Regions from separate parts of the Homo sapiens genome. Here region 2 is linked to region 1. A link is a loop called in an ENCODE intact Hi-C map of the cell type or tissue named here. Cell type or tissue: Caco-2. All regions are shown on one strand. Links, peaks and the distances in the headings refer to the core of each region. The heading gives the core; the rest is flanking DNA.

Region 1 (15,894 bases), core at 6,642-9,141:
ACCCATGACCACATCTGACCAATTTTTGTATTTTTAGTAGAGACAGGGTTTCACCATGTTGACCAGGCTGGTCTTGAACTCCTGACCTCAAGTGATCCACTTGCCTTGGCCTCCCAAAGTGCTGGTATTACAGGCATAAGCCACCATGCCTGGCCTCATGCCCCAATCTTTGACTCCACTTCTGTAACCACACAACTGCACCAAAGCCACAGCCATGGACACCTCAGAATTGACAGCCTAAGACTCCATCTGTGATGCCACATACCTGCCCTCTAGGGCAGCTGAAGGGGAACATGGGTCATAGCCTCTCCTAGCCAGCAGGTACAGGAGGAGGAAGGGACCTTGATGAGGATGGTCTGGCCAGGCTGGGGAGGAATGGGGGTTGGGGGTGGTGTGGGGATGGTGAGGTGGTCATGGAGGGAGGGTGCAGCTATGGGTTCTGAGATAAGACCCATGTAAGGATAAGTACGGGGAATCAGTGGATGACCCAAGCAAGACTGTTAACAAAGACCGGAGAGAATGCTTGCAGGGAAGTACTGGCCATTGCAGAAGGAGGAACAGGGATGCAGTCACCCCCAGCCGGGAAGACTCCATCCTTACACTTGTGGCCCTCAGCATGGGGAGTGGGGAGCCCTACCACCTCTTGCACACCTGGGTTCACACACAGGCTGTGGTGGCTGTGCCAGGAACACAGCCTGGCTTTGGAGAGGTGGCTTGAGAGGCTCAGGCAAGCCAGGGACCCACCCTCTATTCAACCAGCATCCCCAGACAGCATCCTCCCAGCAACCCTCCCCCTTGGATTAATTATAGCAGCAATAATAACAACCGGCATTGACTGGGCAGTGTCTGCATACCATGCAGTGTGCTAGCTACTTTCAAGTGCCCTGGACATGACAAACATGGCTTCCTTGCTCTTTTTTTGGAGGGGTCTTGCCTACTATTCCCAGCCTCTGCTGACAGGGAGACATGTGGTCCCACCCAGCATCATGGGTGTGTGGGGAACCTGTCAGGGATCTCTAGTAATGAATGCCTTTTTTGCCTTCCCCACCCTTTTTTTTTTTTTTTTTTTTGAGACGGAGTCTTGCTCTGTCACCCAGGCTGGAGTGCAGTGGCTCGATCTCAGCTCACTGCAAACTCCTCCTCCTGGGTTCATGCGATTCTTCTGCCTCAGCCTCCCAAGTAACTGGGATTACAGGTGCACACAACCACGCCAGCTGTTTTGTTGTTGTTGTTGTTGTTTTTCACATTTTTACTAGAGATGGGGTTTCACCATGTTTGCCAGGCTGGTCTCGAACTCCTGGCCTTGGGTGATCCACCCGCCTCAGCCTCCCAAAGTGTTGGGATTACAGGAGTGAGCCACCACGCCTGTCCCTCACCCTTCTAATAATAATACTTGCACCTTCTTTTTGGCAGCTGCCCGTACTTTCAGCATGTGCACTGAAGGGATTCCATATCCAGGATCCAGTGATGTGTACAGGACCCAGGGCTGCCTAATCAGCTTATTTCTCACGCCTCTGGGCCCCAATCATTGGCCAGGCAAAGCCTATCAGAGGCAACCCTGGGACCTTTGCAGGAACCGATGGCAAAGGGTGTTAAATTTTCTCCAGGGTCTGTGCATAGTGGATCATACCTGTAATCCCAGCAATTTGGGAGGCTGAGGTAGGTGGATCGCTTGAGCCCAGGAATTCAAGACCAGCCTGGGCCACATGGCAAAAGCCCATCACTACAAAAAGTACAAAAATTATCTGGACATGGTGGCGTGTGCCTGTAGTTCCAGCTACTTGGGAGGCAAGGATGGGAGGATCGCTTGAGCCCAGGAGGTTGAGGCTGCAGTAAGCTGATATCACACCATTGAATTCCAGCCTGGGCAACAGAGGAAGACTCTGTCTCAAAAAAGAAAAGAAAAGAAAAGAAAAGAAAAGAAAAGAAGAGAAGAGAAGAGAAGAGAAGAGAAGAGAAGAGAAAAGAAAAGAAAAGAAAAGAAAAGAAAAGAAAAGAATCCTTCCTGATAGAGTGACCACATTGTGTTCACATGACCCTACCTCTTGCCATAGATGGTTAGGTCAGAGCTGGACAAAAAGTGTGTGTGTTTCGCGGGGGCGAGAGGCCAATCTATAGCAAAAGGCCAGACAGATTCCCTCAACGAGCACTTCAACCTAGAGGCAAAAAGAGATGGGGGGAGTGGAGGATGGTGACCCAAAAAGGGTAAGTCAGGGTGGGGCCAGGAATCCTTGAGGCACATGGAGGAGACGTGGATATAGAGACTCCAAGTTGGGGAGAATCTGTTAAATCCACGAACAAATATTCAGATGCCAGCTATGCCATGTTTTAGGCATGTGACATCGGGCACATTCCTTAACCATCCATGCCTTGGTTTCCTTCATCCATAAAATGTAAATGGGAGGATTGATTGAGGGAGAACAGGGCTTAGAACTGAGAGAGTACTCAGTAAAGGTCAGCCGTTCTTTTTTTTTTTTTTTTTTTTTTTTTTTGAGATGGAGTCTCGCTCTGTCACCCAGACTGGAGTGCAGTGGTGCAATCTCAGCTCACTGCAAGCTCCGCCTCTGGGTTCATGCCATTCTTCTGCCTCAGCCTCCCAAGTAGCTGGAACTACAGGCACCCGCCACCACTCCCGGCTAATTTTTTGTATTTTTAGTAGAGACGGGGTTTCACCGTGGTCTCGATCTCCTGACCTCATGATCCACCCGCCTCTGCCTCCCAAAGTGCTGGGATTACAAGTGTGAGCCACCATGCCCGGCCTCCGGCTAATTTTTGTCTTTCTAGTAGGGACGGGTTTTTGCCCCGTCTAGTAGGGACGGGGTTTTGTCCAGGCTGGTCTCAAACTCCTGGCCCCCTGTGATCCACCCGCCTTTGCCTCCCAAAGTGCTGGGATCACAGTGTGAGCCACTGTGCCTGGCCCTTTTTTTTTTTGAGACAGGGTCTCACTTTGTCACCCAGGCTGGAGTGCAGTACTGCCATAATAACTCACTGCAGCCTCCAAATCCTGGGCTCCAGTGATCCTCCCTACTCAGCCTCCAGAGCTGTGGTTGGGACCACAGGCACATGCCACCACACCTGGCTAATTGTTTAACTTTTTTTGCAGAGACAGGGTCTTGCCATGTTGCCCAGGCTGGTCTTGAACTCCTGGGTTCAAGCAATTCCCAAAGTGTTGGGATTACAGGTGTGAGCCACTGCACCTGGCCAGATTTTGCATTTTCAATAAGCTCTGGGTGTTGCTAATGCTGCTGGGGGGCTTTAAGAACTGCTGTCTTCAGGTAGCCCCTGATGTAGGTTGTGTGCCCTGTAAGTGTTAGCTAAGAAAGAAAATCAAATCTGTCTTCCCCACAAGAATATGTGCAGTACTCAGCTGAGCGCGGTGGCTCACGCCTGTAATCCCAGCACTTTGGGAAGCTGAGGCAGGCAGATCACCTGAGGTCAGGAGTTTGAGACCAGCCTGGCCACCATGGTGAAACCCCATCTCTACTAAAAATACAAAAATTAACCGGACGTGGTGGTGAGTGCCTGTAGTCCCAGCTACTCGGGAGGCTGAGGCTGGAGAATCGCTTGAACCCAGGAGGTGGAGGTTGCAGCGAGCCGAGATTGCGTCACTGCACTCCAGCCTGGGTGACAGAGCAAGAATGTCTCAAAAAAAAAAAAAAAAAAAAAGGTATGTGCAGGACTCTATCCTGTTGGTGCTCTATCTCCAGCCTATGCCCAGCACTTAGTAGGTCCTCAATCCGTACCTGTGGAGTCACTACAGACCAGACCCAGGTCTCTTGCAGGCCCTGCCTCATGCTGGCTCTGTCCGCTCTTGGGTGGAGACTCACAGCAGAGGCCCAGGCCCTCCAGGACAGCACACTGGTACCAGCCATCAGCTCACAGGCAGGCATGGGGCACTTTGTGGTTCCAGGGATGTGGTCCACTTCGGCCACGCAGGCCTGGAAGAAGGACTGTCTGGTGACAGGTGTGTGTGACAGGGTGCCAGTGGGTCCCTGGCTAGGCAAGAGGCTACAGGCACTGGACCACATCGTGTCTGTGCCAGGGTCCTCGGTGGCTGCCGGACAGACTGACCTTGGGCAAGTATGCGGCGGGGCGCAGGGCTCGGGCCTCGGCAGCTGCCAAGTCATCCACCTGCTGTCTTACCTTTGCAGTTGCCATGGAGGCCACGGGGAATCAGAGGTCGGAGGCGGTGTGCCAGGACTGGTGCGGGAAGAGTGGAGGGGGATCAGATGCATGTGAGAAGGAACATGGGGGTGAGGTATGAAGAAACACGGGACTGTGGGGGAGGGGAGAGCCGAGGCGAGGGGGTTGTAGGCAACACTCAGGATGGGCATTGTGGAGTACGACCAGCACCACGGCAGGAAGTCAGGGGAGGGGCGTGGAGACCAAGGGAGGAGGAGAGAGAGTAGTAGGGTGGGCAGGGCGGTGTGGGGAGAAACAGGGATTAGCATTAGGGACAAGGGAGGGATCTAGAGCCAGGGAGGAGTCTGGAGAGACTAAGAGGACGAGGGGCTATTCTGAGAGGAAGGGTTGGTGGTGAGGGAGGGGCAGGCAGGGAAGGGGTTTGGGGAGGAGCCAATGGCAGCTGTTGGGGAGAGGGGTCACTTCCAGATCTAAGAGGAGGAGAAAGAACGGGGAGATGAAGACTTGGGGCAGGAGAGAGTGGTGGGGCGTGCTGGCGTGGTGAAGTGAGGGAGGAGGGGAGTGGGGGAGACACAGTGAGACTGGGCTGCATGGAGCAGGAGGTGCGGCCAGCAGGGGACTGGCTTTAATCAGAGCAGGGCTGGCACTTTAGGATGGGTTAAGGTCCAATGTGGACCATGAGGGCCAGGCACGGCAGCTCATGCCTGTAATCCCAGCACTTTGGGAGGCCAGTGGATGAGCTGTGGCCAGGAGTTTGAGACCAACCTGGCCAATGTGGTGAAACCCCATCTCTACTAAAAATATAAAACTTAGCTGGGTGTCGTGGTGCACACCTGTAATCCCAGCTACTCAGGAGGCTGAAGCAGGAGAATTGCTTGATCCCAGTAGGCGGAGGTTGCAGTGCCATTGCACTCCGGTCTGGGCAACAGAGTAACACTCCATCAAGAAAAAAAGAAAGAAAGAAAGAAATAAGGAAAGGGAAAGGGAAGGAGAGCGATACAGAAGTGCAGATGGGAGAAGGGAGGAGAAGAGTGGAAATTAGGGTGTTGGCAAGGGGAAGGGAAGGAAGGCATCAGAGAGCCATACACAGAGATCCTGTCCACCGGAACAGAGATGCAAAGTTGCTAAAATGAGGTAAATGACAGGACAAGGGTTCTCTTGACTGTCCCTGGTTACCGAGGTCCACACCAAAGTAGTGGCCATGCACACATAGCAGCAGCACATGGCAGAGGCCGGACAGTCCCAGGTCTCTCTCCAGCACCACCTCGAAGGGCTGCACACCCCACAGGCAGCCCAAAACCGTGCAGACACCCAGGAGCCCAAATGTGGTGCTCCCAAAGGGGCGGTCATGGAGTTGCCTGAGGCTGTGCAGAGGCCTGGGGCCTCCTAGGGGATGTGGCAGGGTTTGCAAGCCACCAACCTTGGCAGGCAGCAGCACCAGATGGCGGGCAAGTGGCTGCCGTGGGCCCACCCTCCATGCAGGGGGCGCTAGGATCTGTCATCTGGTGCCCTGCAGGGGTGGGGCTGGAGAGCTCAGCTTAGACAGAACTGAAGCTGGAACCTCAGATCAGTAAAGCCCAGGTGGCTAACTGTGGTTCACAGGCAGTGATGGGTCTCTGGGATGGGTGACGGCTTCGGGGCTGGGCCGTGATCAGGTTCTGAGTCCCTGAAGAGATAAGGGCTGAAGTGCTGGGCCATAATCAGGGCTGAGATTGGGGAAGCATATGAGGTGGGGGCTGGCTTTAATCAGAGTAGGGCTGACACTTTAGGATGGGCAATGGTTGAGGTCAAGTCTGGACAATGAGTGGGGAGGGGGTGAGGCCGGCATCACGGGAAGTACAAGGTCTCAGGGATTAAATGGGGCAGTGAGGGTCTGCCATCCTGGGATAGGCAACAGCTGAGGAGCTGAACTCCAGTCGGGAGTGGAGCCAGGCTCCCCAGATGAACAAACCCGGATGAGCATGCGGCAGGGTCCAGCACCCAGACACATCTCCACCACTCAGTGTTGGAAATAGGGACCTGGTGCCAGCAACTCATGACACAGCTGGAGGGGCCCCAGGGCATCCAGGAGGATGCCATAGATGTGAACAAAGTGGGCCAGGGTGCTAGTGGTTGGCAGGGTGGCACAGGATGGTGGTCATGATGGCATCTTGCCAGAGGCATTTGGACACCCAGACAGCCCACCAAGCAGCCACAGGCCCAAGCCAATATGTCCTCAGGCAGCTTGGTGCTTGCCTCAACTCTGGGCATCCAGGTACCCCCCAGTGTAGTCAGCACCTAACCCCGCCCCTATTGCTGCTGGTAGCATCAGTGTTGCATGGATCCCGGGGTGTAGGTCCCACACAGGCCAAAGGGGCAGCTGGCCATGGTGTCCCAGCCCTGGCAGAAGATGAGTGCACTGTTGCCTGGAGCCTGTAAGTGCAGATTCTTGCAGTCACCATTCACCTGCGGGGAGAGGGCAGGTCAAGCTAGAGCTTGGGGGCCCAGTGTCAGTACCAAGGATGCCTGGACCCCTGCTTTTAGCAGGGGTTCTGGGGGGCCAGTTGAGGGGCTGGGGGTCTGTCCACAAACCTAGAAATGCTTGGACTGCTGTTCATGATCCTGACCACCCTTTTCAACAAATCTTGAGAGGTAAGAATTATGGATTCTGGAGGTTGGGACTATAGTTTTCCTCAATTAGAATTGATATAGTTTATGTGCAGAATAGGCTGGGTGCAGTAGGTGATGCTTTAATCTCAGCAACTTGGGAGGCCAAGGCGGGCCAATTGCTTGAATCCTGGAGTTCGAGGCCAGCCTGGACAACACAGTAAGACCCTGTCTTTCCAAAAAATGAACATACATATTGACTTGCACCTGTAGTCCCAGCTACTAGAGAGGCTACAGGGGCAAGAGGTGAGAGGATTGCTTAAGTCCAAGTGGTTGAGGCTACAGTGAGCCGCGGTCCCACCACTGCATTCTAGCCTGGGCAAGAGTGAGACTGTCTCAAATACATACATACACACACACACACACACATACACACACACACACACACACACACGTGTATAAAATAGAACAGTTCTCAGCTCATAGTTGGTGCTCAATAAATATTTGTCGAACTAATGCATGAATGAATAAATGAATGAGGTTCATAGGTGATGCTGGTCTATAAGCATTCCAAGGATGCTGGACTTTCTAAGTAATGGCAGGGGTTCCAGGGTGCTGTGATGACTGGTACTGGGCAGGGGGTGGGCCCACAGCAGCTACAAATGCCTGAACTGCTGTCCATGGTTCTGATCGTTGTTGTCCACAGCAGTTGTGTTTGGCATCTAGGATTTGGGGGGCTGTGAGGGTTTGTAAACATTGGGGATTGGGACTTTAGAACTCCTGGATCCTATATGGGGGTGCCCAGGACCTGGACTGAGAGTGTGTTCTGAAATTCAGTTAACATACTTAAAGAAGCACTTCAAATAGTGCCTGGAACACAGTAGATACTCAATATATGGTTGTTGAATGAGGAAATGGAATTATTGGCTCAGAACTGGGTTCCAAGATCCCAGAGTCTGACACTTCTGGTACACTGGGGCTTGCCCTTGAGATTCTAGGATTTTGTTTTTGACAGAGTCTTGCTCTGTCGCCCAGGCTGGAGTGCAGTGGCACAATCTCGGCTCACTCCAATCTCCACCTCCTGAGTTCAAGCGATTCTCCTGTCTCAGCCTCCCTAGATTCTGGGATTATAGGCACCTGCCACCACACCCAACTAATTTTTGTATTTTTAGTAGAGATGGGGTTTCATCATATTGGTCAGGCTGGTCTTGAACTCCTGACCTCAGATTATCCGCCTGCCTCAGCCTCCTAAAGTGCTGGGATTACGGGCATGAGCCACCGCGCCTGGCAGGACCCTGTCTCTTAAAAAAGGAAGAAGCAGCCTGTGTCGCAGGCACAAGTATGCCCGCAGGGCAGTGGTAACCCCCAGTGGGCCTGCCTGTGGGGGGTCTCTGGACAGGATAAGCCACATGGCTCATAGTGATTGTTTTCGGGGCACTCAATAGCTGCAGGGGCAGGAGTGGGGATGGAGAAAGACAGGAAGGGAAAGGTATTCACACCAGGACTCCCAGGTCTGGTTTCCAAGACCCAAGCATTTGGCCACCCCTATAGTGCAAATGTCCCTGCTCTCAGCTTCCAGGAATCCCTACCAACATCCTGTGGTCCTCACCCTCTAGAATGGAGCTCTCCAGGCAACAGACCCAGCAATCCCTGCCTCACAGAGTAAAGAAGTCTCTGTGCTAAGAAACCAGAAGTCCACTCCCCAGAACATAGAAGTCTGGCTCTGGGACAGGCGTAGTGGCTCACATCTGTAATCCCAGCATTTTGGGAGGCCAAGGTGGGAGGATCACTTGAGCTCAGGAATTAGAGACCAGCCTGGGCAACATAGGAAGACCTCATCTTTACAAAAAAAATTAAAAAATTATCTGGGCATAGTGGCACATGCCCGTGGTCCCAGATACTTGGGAAGCTGAGGAGGGAGGATGGCTTGAGCCTGGGAGGTTGAGGCTGCAGTGAGCTATGATAGTACCACTGCACTCCAGCCTTGGCAACAGAGTGATACCCTGTCTAAATAAACAACAGAGTGACATCCTGTCTAAATAAATAAATAAGTCTGGCTCTGGGACTCAGAGCGCTCACCCCAGATACTGGAGTTGTCACCACCTAGGTGTTCTAGTCTCTAGAACTTGAGAACCCAGCAGTCCCAGCCCTATAGCCAAGTTGTTCCCATGCCCAGGACCCAGAAGCCCTGGCCCCAGACCCAAAGAGCCCTGTCTCTGGGCCCTAGAATTATTTTCCCCGCACCCCCCAACTCAGCAGTCTTGCCCCCAGGACCCAGAGGCTGTCCCCTTCCAGGGACCCTACACCCTTGCCCCAGGAATCAGCCTCCAGAACTAAGGAGTGTCATTCCTAAGTCCCAGAATCCCCTTTACCCAGCAGCCTATAACCCTTTCCCTTGAAGGGTCACTCACGGCAGCCAGCCCAGAAGCTCGAGGGCTCAGTGTTGACACTGAGGCCTGACAGGGTGTACACAGACATGGAAGCACTCCCAAAGCGTAGGCAGGGAGCTGGGGAAGGGGCATATCCAGGCACGGCACTGGCCTCGAAGGGTGTAGGTGTCACACTTGGTGGCAGTGGCTAAGGGGCCCCTTTGGGGCTACAGGGACAGCACAGGGCCCCCAGTCTCCTGTGGGGACTAAGGCTTGGCTCAGGGTATCAGGTGGCTGCGGGGCCCAAATGCACGAAGACCAGTGGATCTGGACTGCCCATGTCATGGTCCTGCCTGAATGAAGTCACTGCACAGTCTGCCTTGTGTGAGTGGCAACCTTCAGCCACGTGCAGTGACGTGTGTGCTGCCGGTTGTAAAAGAGATGCAGTGTGGGCGGTTCTTGCTCCAGACCTGCCTCTGCCCATGGTTCTGAGGTGTGGAAGTACAACCATAGCCATCTGTCGCCCAGGATAACTGACAGCCCCAGCTGCTGTGGGTTCCCCTGCAGGAGTGACCAAGAGCTGGGGTCTTCAGAGGGGCTGAATTCCTGAGCATCGGGGAGGGGTGGAGGATAAGGAGGTTGAGGGGGTTGGATTCTGGGATATTGAGAGTGGGGCCTTTGCAGATCTAGGATGCCCCACCCTCGTCTACTAACCAAGAATCTTTCTTTTTCTTCTTCTTCTTCTTTTTTTTTTTTTCGAGACAGAGTCTCACCCTGCCGCCCAGGTTGGAGTGCAGTGGCACAGTCTCGGCTCACTGCAAGCTCCGTCTCCTGGGTTCACGCCATTCTCCTGTCTCAGCCTCCCCAGTAGCTGGGACTACAGGCGCCTGCCACCACGCCCCGTAATTTTTTGTATTTTTAGTAGAGACAGGGTTTCACTGTGCTAGCCAGGATGGTCTCGATCTCCTGACCTTGTGATCCGCCCACCTTGGCCTCCCAAAGTGCTGTGATTACAGGTGTGAGCCACCGTGCCCAGCTAACCAAGAATCTTTCTGTGTGTGTGTGTGTGTGTGTGTGTGTGTGTGTGTGTGTGTGTGTGTGTGTGTGTTTAAGTAGAGACGAGGTTTCGTCATGTTGCCCAGGCTGGTCTGGAACTCCTGAGCTCAAGCAGTCTGCCCACCTTGGCCTCCTAAAGTGCTGGGATTGTAGATGTGAGCCACCATGCCCAGCCTCTATCCGGGAATCTTTTTTTTTTTTTTTTTTTTTTTTGAGACAGAGTCTCGCTCTGTCTCCCAGGCTGGAATGCAGTGGCGAGATCTTGGCTCACTGCAACCTCCACCTCCCAGGTTCAAGCAATTCTGCTCTCTCAGCCTCCTGAGTAGCTGGGATTACAGGCGTGCACTACCATGCCAAGCTAATTTTTGTAGTTTTAGTAGAGACAGGGTTTCACCATGTTGGTCAGGCTGGTTTTGAACTCCTGACCTCGTGATCCGCCCGCCTTGGCCTCCCAAAGTGTTGGGATTACAGGCGTGAGCCACTGTGCCCGGCCTTCTTTTTTTTTTTTTTTAAACTGGGAGTCTTGATTTCAATATCCAGATTTGTCCTAACACAATACTTGCAAGTCCTCTTCTCAGGAATCTAGATGAGTAATCCTACCAAGGAGCCAGGTGTGCCCACCTCATCCAGTAAACAGGAGAGCCTTCAGACAGGACCCAAGGGCTTCCCCCATTACCAAGAGCCTCCACCTGTCCTTCCAGATCAAGGGGTACCTCCTTTCTCCCAGTCCATGATTTCCTTATTTTGCCTCACTTGGTGGTTTCCAGCCCACATTTCTCCTGCGTTCACTGCCCCACCCTGGTCCAAGCCCCATTGTCTCCTGCCGGGACTACTGCAGCAGCCTCCTCACTGTTGTTCCTCCAGGCCTCATTCCTTCACAAGCCCTGTAATCTGTTCTCAACTGGCAGCCACAGGGATGTTGTTAGTGTCTGATATAGTTTGGCTATTTGTCCCTGCCCAAATCTTGGCAGGGCGCAGTGGCTCACGCCTGTAATCCCAGCACTTTGGGAGGCTGAGGCAGGTGGATCACCTGAGGTCAAGAGTTCCAGACCAGCCTGGCCAACATAGTGAAACCCCGTGTCTACTAAAAACACAAAAATTATCCGAGTGTGGTGGCATGTGCCTGTAGTCCCAGGCTACTTGGGAGGCTGAGGCAGGACAATTGCTTGAACCTGGGAGGCAGAGGTTGCAGTGAGCCAAGATCTCACCACTGCACTCCAGCCTGGGCAACAGAGTGAGACTCAGTCTCAAAAAAAAAAAAAAAATTCTAAAATTCCAATTAATTGAGGAAGGAACACAGGAGTGTCAAGTCCTTGGGAAAAGAGGGATCATGTTGGTGAGAGTATAAGTCTGGAGCCCTGAGTATCTGAAGGTTCTGGATACCTGGGGTGGGGGCTACTGGATGCTGGGGAGCCTTAAGAGCACTGGGGGGCATCCTGACCCCTGAGTGGCAGGGCAAACTCCCAGGCGGTGTGGAGGCAGGTATGCAGCATCATGGCTTCACGTCTCGGGTCCTAGCTTTGCATATTTTCTGTGCTTTCCATATATTAGCTCATTTAATCCTCACTACAGCCCTATGAATCAGATCTTTTCATCATTCTCATTTCACATATGAAGAAATTGAGGCCCAGAGAGGTTAAATAATTTATCCAAGGTCACATAGATATCAAGTGCCAAACCGGAATTTGAACCCAGGCCACCATTGTTTTTCTATAGTGGTGCTGAGGGGTGGCCTAGTGTGGCAAGCCACATCTCATGAACGCAGGCCTCCATAACAACTGTTTTAGCACTGACTGTGGTTGGGTTAAATACTAAAAGCTGATAGAGGCCAGGAGCGGTGGCTCACGCCTGTAAGCCCAGCACTTTGGGAGGCTGAGGCAGGAGGATCATCTGAGGTCGGGAGTTCGAGACCAGCCTGGCCAATATAGTAAAGCCCCGTCTCTACTAAAAATACAAAAAAAATTAGCTGGGCATGGTGGTGCACACCTGTAATCCCAGCTACCTGGGAGAGTTGAATCTGGGAGGAGGAGGTTGCAGTGAGTTGAGATGGCGCCACTGTGCTCCAGCCTGGACAAGAGAGTGAGACTCCGTCTCAAAAAAGAAAAAAGAAACAAAACAAAAAACGCTGGTAGAGCCAGCGTCCATACAAAGGCTGGAATGTAACAAAAGCTCACCAAGAGTTTAGGCCAGGCCTTTCCTGGCCCTTGAGGCATGACAAGATCATGAAGGAATTCCTTTATTTTTTGTTTTTTTGAGACAGAGTTTCACTCTTGTTGCCCAGGCTGGAGTGCAATGGCGCGATCTCAGCTCACCACAACCTCCACCTCCCAGGTTCAAGCAATTCTCTTGCCTCAGCTTCCCGAGTAGCTGGGATTACAGGCATGCGCCACCATGCCCAGCTAATTTTGTATTTTTAGTAGAGATGGGATTTCTCTGTGTTGGTCAGGCTGGTCTCGAACTCCCGACCTCAGGTGATCCTCCCGCCTCAGCCTCCCAAAGTGCTGGTATTACAGGCATGAGCCACCATGCCCAGCCTCACGAAGGAATTCTTAACAGTTCCCATTTAAGATTATACAAGCTTTATTGGGGGTCTGAAGGAACTCCCCAGACCTTCACAAACAAGCTTTATTGGAGACTAAAGGAACTCCCCAAGCCTCCATAATTTAGCAGGAGACAAGATAAGGGTAATCACCCCAGCACCTGGACCCATTTAGATGAAGTAAATTTACTCATGTAAGTTTGCATTCATCTAAAGACATAAGTGATTAATTTCTTCTAATATAGCCTAGAATGTATATAAGCTCTGGAAAACGTTATAATTTTGAGTTGATCTGGGGATAATTTCCAGGCCTTCTCCCTGTAATCAGTTACAGAAATAAAAATTCTCTTCTTTCCCAGTTTATTTGTGTCTCATTATTAGGCTGTGAGAATAAGCAGCCCAACCCTCGGTTTGGTCTGGGTACACTAGTACATCATAACCTTCATCAGGTCCCCCCAGCCAGCAACCCGGATTAAACATACTCTAGCCCCCACAACCTTCTAACCAGAGCAGAGCCCCTAAACCTTCCTGGAGGAGAGATTTGGGACATGCTAGTGGCTGCATGTGGTCCTAGGATATGTTCACAGCTCGGGGAATTTGGAAGCTTCATATGCCTGTGTCAGGAAATGATAAACACAGCAAACACCCCCTCATATGACACTTACCATGAGTTGGACTCTGTTCCAAGTGCTTTTCCTGTGTTAACTCATTCTCACCTCACAGGAACCTGCTGAGGGAGGAGCTAGAGAGCCACAATCCCTTATCTACCATCTACAAAAGCAAACAACAACAACAACAACCAAAAGACCTGAAGACTGAATATGTTTTGTGTGTTTGATGTTAAAACTCAATTATCAGCAAAAGCTAACCTGAACTCATGTGTGGCTGCTATAGTCTTAATTTATCCTCCTTTGTGTGACTATTCAGACATTTCACTGCAAAGATATTAATGTTTGTGATTATGTAACACACACTGGGAGTGTTATATAATATGTGGCATTTGCCTGGTTTGACCATTCTAAATTCCAAAATCTGAAATGCACCTGGCCCCAGACATTTTAGATAAGGGACTTTGGACCTGTATAATTGCATCTTTTTTTTTTTTTTTTTTTTTTTTTTTTTTTTTTTGAGACAGACTCTCACTGTGTCCCCCAGGCTGGAGTTCGGTGGCGTGATCTCAGCTCACTACAACTTCTGCCTCCCAGGTTCAAGTGATTCTCCTTCTTTAGCATCCCCAGTAGCTGGGATTACAGGCACCCGCCACCATGCCCAGCTAATTTTTGTGTTTTTAGTAGGGATGGGATTTCACCATGTTGGCCAGGCTGGTCTCGAACTCCTGACCTTAGGTGATCCGCCCACCTTGGCCTCCCAAAGTGCTGGGATTATGGGCATGAGCCACTATGCCCGGTAAACAATTTTTTTTTTCTTTGAGACAGTCTTGCTCTGTCACTCAGGCTGGAGTGCACTGGCACACTCTGCTCACTGCAACCTCTGCCTCTTGGGTTCAAGTGATCCTCCCACCTCAGCCTCCCTAGTAGCTGAAACTACAGGTGAGCGCCACCAGGCCCAGCTAATTTTTGTATTTTTAGTAGAGACGGGGTTTCACCATGTTGGCCAGGCTGGTCTCGAACTCCTGACCTCAGGTGATCCGCCTGCCTCAGCCTCCCAAAGCGCTAGGATTACAGATGTGAGCCACCGCCCCAGCCTATATCATTGCTTCTATTTTAGAGGTGACAAAAATGACCTGCCAGGCATGGTGGCTCACATGCCTGTGATTCTAGTGCTTTGGGAGGCCGAGGACAGAAGATTGCTTGAGGCCAGGAGTTTGAGACCAGCCTGGACAATATAGCGAGACCCTGTCTCTTCAAAACAATTTAAAGAGCCAGGCATGGTAGTGTGTGCCTGTGGTCCTAGCTACTTGGGAGGCTGAGGTGGGAGGATCACTTGAGCCCAGGAGATTGAGGCTACAGTGAGCTATGATGGCACCATTGCACTCCAGCCTGGGTGACTAAACAAGACCCTGTCTCGAAAAAGAAAAAAAGCTCCCAAAATTGATGAACAGAGAAGGATGGGGTCTCCCAAGATCCCATACACTGTGATTCTTATCTGGATAGGGCCACACTTGTGCTTGACAGCAGTGATGGTAATACCAAAGATGCACCCTGTGACAAAGCACATGGGCTGCCTCCCTTCAGGACAGGAGACCCACAGTTAGGAGGCAGGGAGGCTGCTGAGGAGGGACTAGGGGCATCAGCTCAGCATGTAGGTGCAGATCCCAGGCATGGGGAACAAGTGGTCATTGAAAATCTAGATGTATACTGGCCAGGCACGACGGCTCACGTCTGTGATCCCGGCACTTTAGGAGGCTGAGGTGAGCAGATCGCTTGAGGCCAGGAGTTTGGACCAGCCTGGCCAACATGGTGACACCCCGTCTCTAAAAATACAGAAATTAGCCAGGCGTGGTGGTGCACACCTGTAATCCCAGGTACTCGGGAGGTTGAGGCAAGCGAATTGCTTGAGCTTGGGAGACAGAGGCTACAGGGAGCTGAGACTGTGACATTGAACTCCAGTGTGGGTGACGGCAAGACCCTGTCTTTTTTTTTTTTTTTTTTTTTTTTTAGATGGAGTCTTGCTCTGTCGTCCAGGCTGGAAGTGCAGTGGTGCAATCTCGGCTCACTGCAACCTCCACCTCCCGAATTCAAGCAATTCTCTTGCCTCAGCCTCCCAAGTAGCTGGGATTACAGGGACCCGCCACCATGCCTGGCTAATTTTTTTGTATTTTTAGTAGAAACGGGGTTTCACCATTATTGGCCAGCTGGTCTCAAACTGCTAACCTTGTGATCCGCCCATCTCGGCCTCCCAAAGTGCTGGGATTACAGACATGAGCCACTGCGCCAGGCCCGACCCTGTCTTTAAAAAAAAAAAGAAATCAGGCCGGGTGCGGTGGCTCATGCCTGTAATCCCAGCATTTTGGAAGGCTGAGGTGGGCGGATCACCTGAGGTTGGGAGTTCAAGACCAGCCTGTCCAACATGGAGAAACCCCATCTCTACTAAAAATACAAAATTAGCCTGGTGTAATGGCACATGCCTGTAATCCCAGCTACTCAGGAGGCTGAGGCAGGAGAATCGCTTGAAGGTAGAACCTTCAAGCTTGAACCTCTACCCGGGAGGTAGAGGTTGCAATGAGCCGAGATCGTGCCA
Region 2 (2,500 bases), core at 1-2,500, 150 kb after region 1:
TTTTTCAGTCAGACGTGAGTGGCCCTGCTCAAGTCAACCGAGTCTACATGAATGAGCCAGTTCACTGGGGGTTCAACCCATGGGAAAAGGTGAAAGAATGTGGAGGAGGCACAACCCTGCCTTGTGGCCCAGGCCCAGAAATGGTGCACACCACTCTGCTCTCACTCCCCTGGTGGGAAGAGAGTCACATGGTCACATCTGACGGCAAAGGAGGCTGTGAAATGTGGTCTAGCTTAGCAGTGATGTGCCTTGCTGCAATTCTGCTACTGTGGAAGGAAGTAGACATGAATTTTTAAAGATAATTAGCCATATCTACTCCACTGGTTAAAGAGAGAGAAAGAGAGAATTTGGGGGCCCATTCAACTGAAAAATCAAGGCATACAATTGTCATCAGGCCCAGCTGGGCCCAGAATTTCTTCCCTAAAAATGTTTTTATGGCTAGGCATGGTCACGGCTCATATCTCTAATCTCAGCAGGCTGAGGTAGGTGGATTGCTTGAGCCCAGGTATTGGAGACCAGCCTGGGCAACACAATAATACCCCATCTTTAAAAAAAAAAAAGTTAAGCCGAGCATGGTGGCTCACACCAGTAATCCCAGCACTCTGAGAGGCTGAGGTGGGTGGATTACCTGAGGTCAAGAGTTCGAGACCAGCCTGGCCAACATGGTGAAACCCCATTTCTACAAAAAATGCAAAAATTATCTGGATGTGGTGGCACACACTTGTAATCCCGGCTACTTGGGAGGCTGATGCAGGAGAATCGCTTGAACCCAGGAGGCAGAGGTTGCAGTGAGCCGAGATCATGCCACTGCACTCCAGCCTGGGCAACAGAGCAAGACTCTGTCTCAAAAAAAAAAAAAGTTTAAAAAATTAACTGGGCATGGTGGTGCATGCCTGTGGTCTCAGCTACTCAGGAGGCTGAGGTAGGAGGAATGCCTGAGCCAGGGAAGTTGAGGCTGCCATGAGCCCTGATTGTGCCACTGCATTCCAGCCTGAGAGACTGTTTCAAAAAAGAAAGGGAAAAAATATTCCCAGAAAATCTAGATTTGTATCCTACGAGATTAGAAATCTTCAAAGAAAGAGTATACCTGTTTTCCAGTGGCCCCAAATGCCCAATGCTGACACTTAATTGGTCTAGCTTGGGTCACATCCTCATCACTGAACACATCCCTGAGTCAGGGGATGGAATATGCTAACAGGAGAGGCCTGGGCCAGTTCACCATGGGATCAGGGAGTAGGGGCCAGCCCCACTCAGGTCACTGGGCTGAGAGTAGGAGAGGGACAGAGAGCTCACAGGGAAATGAGGATGGTGGCTGTACAGGCAAAAACAACAGACAGGCACTTTGACCACCAGCCAATCCCCACCCATTGCTGCACAGTTAGGGAGATGGGACAGAACCCCTGATTTCCTGTGTGGCCTTGGCTGATGCTCTGGCACCTCCTGGGCCAAGGATTTCCTTCTGTCTCTGTGAACGACCTCCGATACCGGGACTGTTGTCAGATCCTAGCTCCTCACCAGCATGGCGCAAAGCGCTGTCCATGGTGCTGGACCATATGCACTCTCTAAAGCGTAGATGGAGGCTGCACGCTTTTTCCGAACAGGGCCGGATAGTAGTAAATGCTTTGGGCTGTGTGGGACATACGGTCTTCCTCAAACTCTACACAAACTCTGCCACCGTAAAGTAAAAGCAGCCATAGACGATGCATAAATGAATGAGTGTGGCTATGTTCCTACAAAACTTAATTTTTGGACACTGTAATTTGAACTTCATGTAATTTTTCTATGTCACAAATGTTATCTTTTTTCATTTTTTCCCAACAATTAAAAAATGAAAAACCAGGCCGGGCACGGTGGCTCATGCCTATAATCCCAGCATTTTGGGAGGCCAAGGCGGGCGGATCACAAGGTCAGAAGTTTGAGACCAGCCTGACCAACATGGTGAAACCCCGTCTCTACTAAAAATACAAAAAGTTAGCCGGGTGTGGTGGCTGGCGCCTGTAGTCCCACCTACTCGGGAGGCTAGGCAGGAGAATCGCTTAAACCCGGGAGGCGGAGGTTGCAGTGAGCCAAGATTGCGCCACTGCACTCCAGCCTGGGCAACAAACCAAGACTCCGTCTCAAAAAAAAAGAAAAAGAAAAAGAAAAAAATAAAAACCATTCTTAGCTCTTGGGCAGTATAAAAAAGCAGGTGGCAGGCCATATTTGGAGCATGGGCCAATCTGCTCTAAAGTTTGCTGAACTAAAATAATCATTTTCTCCCAGCCCTAGAACAAAATACATCCCCAGTTAGGGCTACCATTCATGTTCTTTTTGTTGTTGTTGTTTGTTTGGTTTTGCTTTGTTTTGTTTTTCTATTATGATTAGGGAACTGTTTTGGAAATTCATAGGACAATATAATCATAACTTACATTCCACAGTTGCCATACCTGATAACATGGACTTTTAAAGTTTTCATTTTTAAAAATTTTATTTATTTATTTATTTTTGAGATGGAGGCTTG

What was found. Peaks named below come from ENCODE experiments on the same cell type or tissue, not always from the same donor. Only the 100,000 strongest peaks of a DNase experiment are listed, where the experiment ranks them.
Region 2: it touches region 1 in a loop (23-fold over the local background); 1 of 110 quality-filtered maps calls a loop at or near these places.

The regions. Positions count from the first base shown.
Region 1 is chr19:35,967,335-35,983,228 of GRCh38, reverse strand. No RefSeq gene overlaps it. Among named protein-coding and RNA genes, the nearest start is that of SDHAF1, 20 kb to the left of the region's middle. RefSeq lists silencers at 7,275-7,475, 9,475-9,675. In Caco-2, for the core only: no CTCF peak of the experiment used is centred there; no DNase peak of the experiment used is centred there.
Region 2 is chr19:35,827,903-35,830,402 of GRCh38, reverse strand. All of the region lies in intron 28 of NPHS1 (NPHS1 adhesion molecule, nephrin), which reads left to right. Among named protein-coding and RNA genes, the nearest start is that of PRODH2, 16 kb to the right of the region's middle. In Caco-2, for the core only: no CTCF peak of the experiment used is centred there; a DNase peak (open chromatin) is centred at 1,542; H3K27me3 peaks cover 310 bases.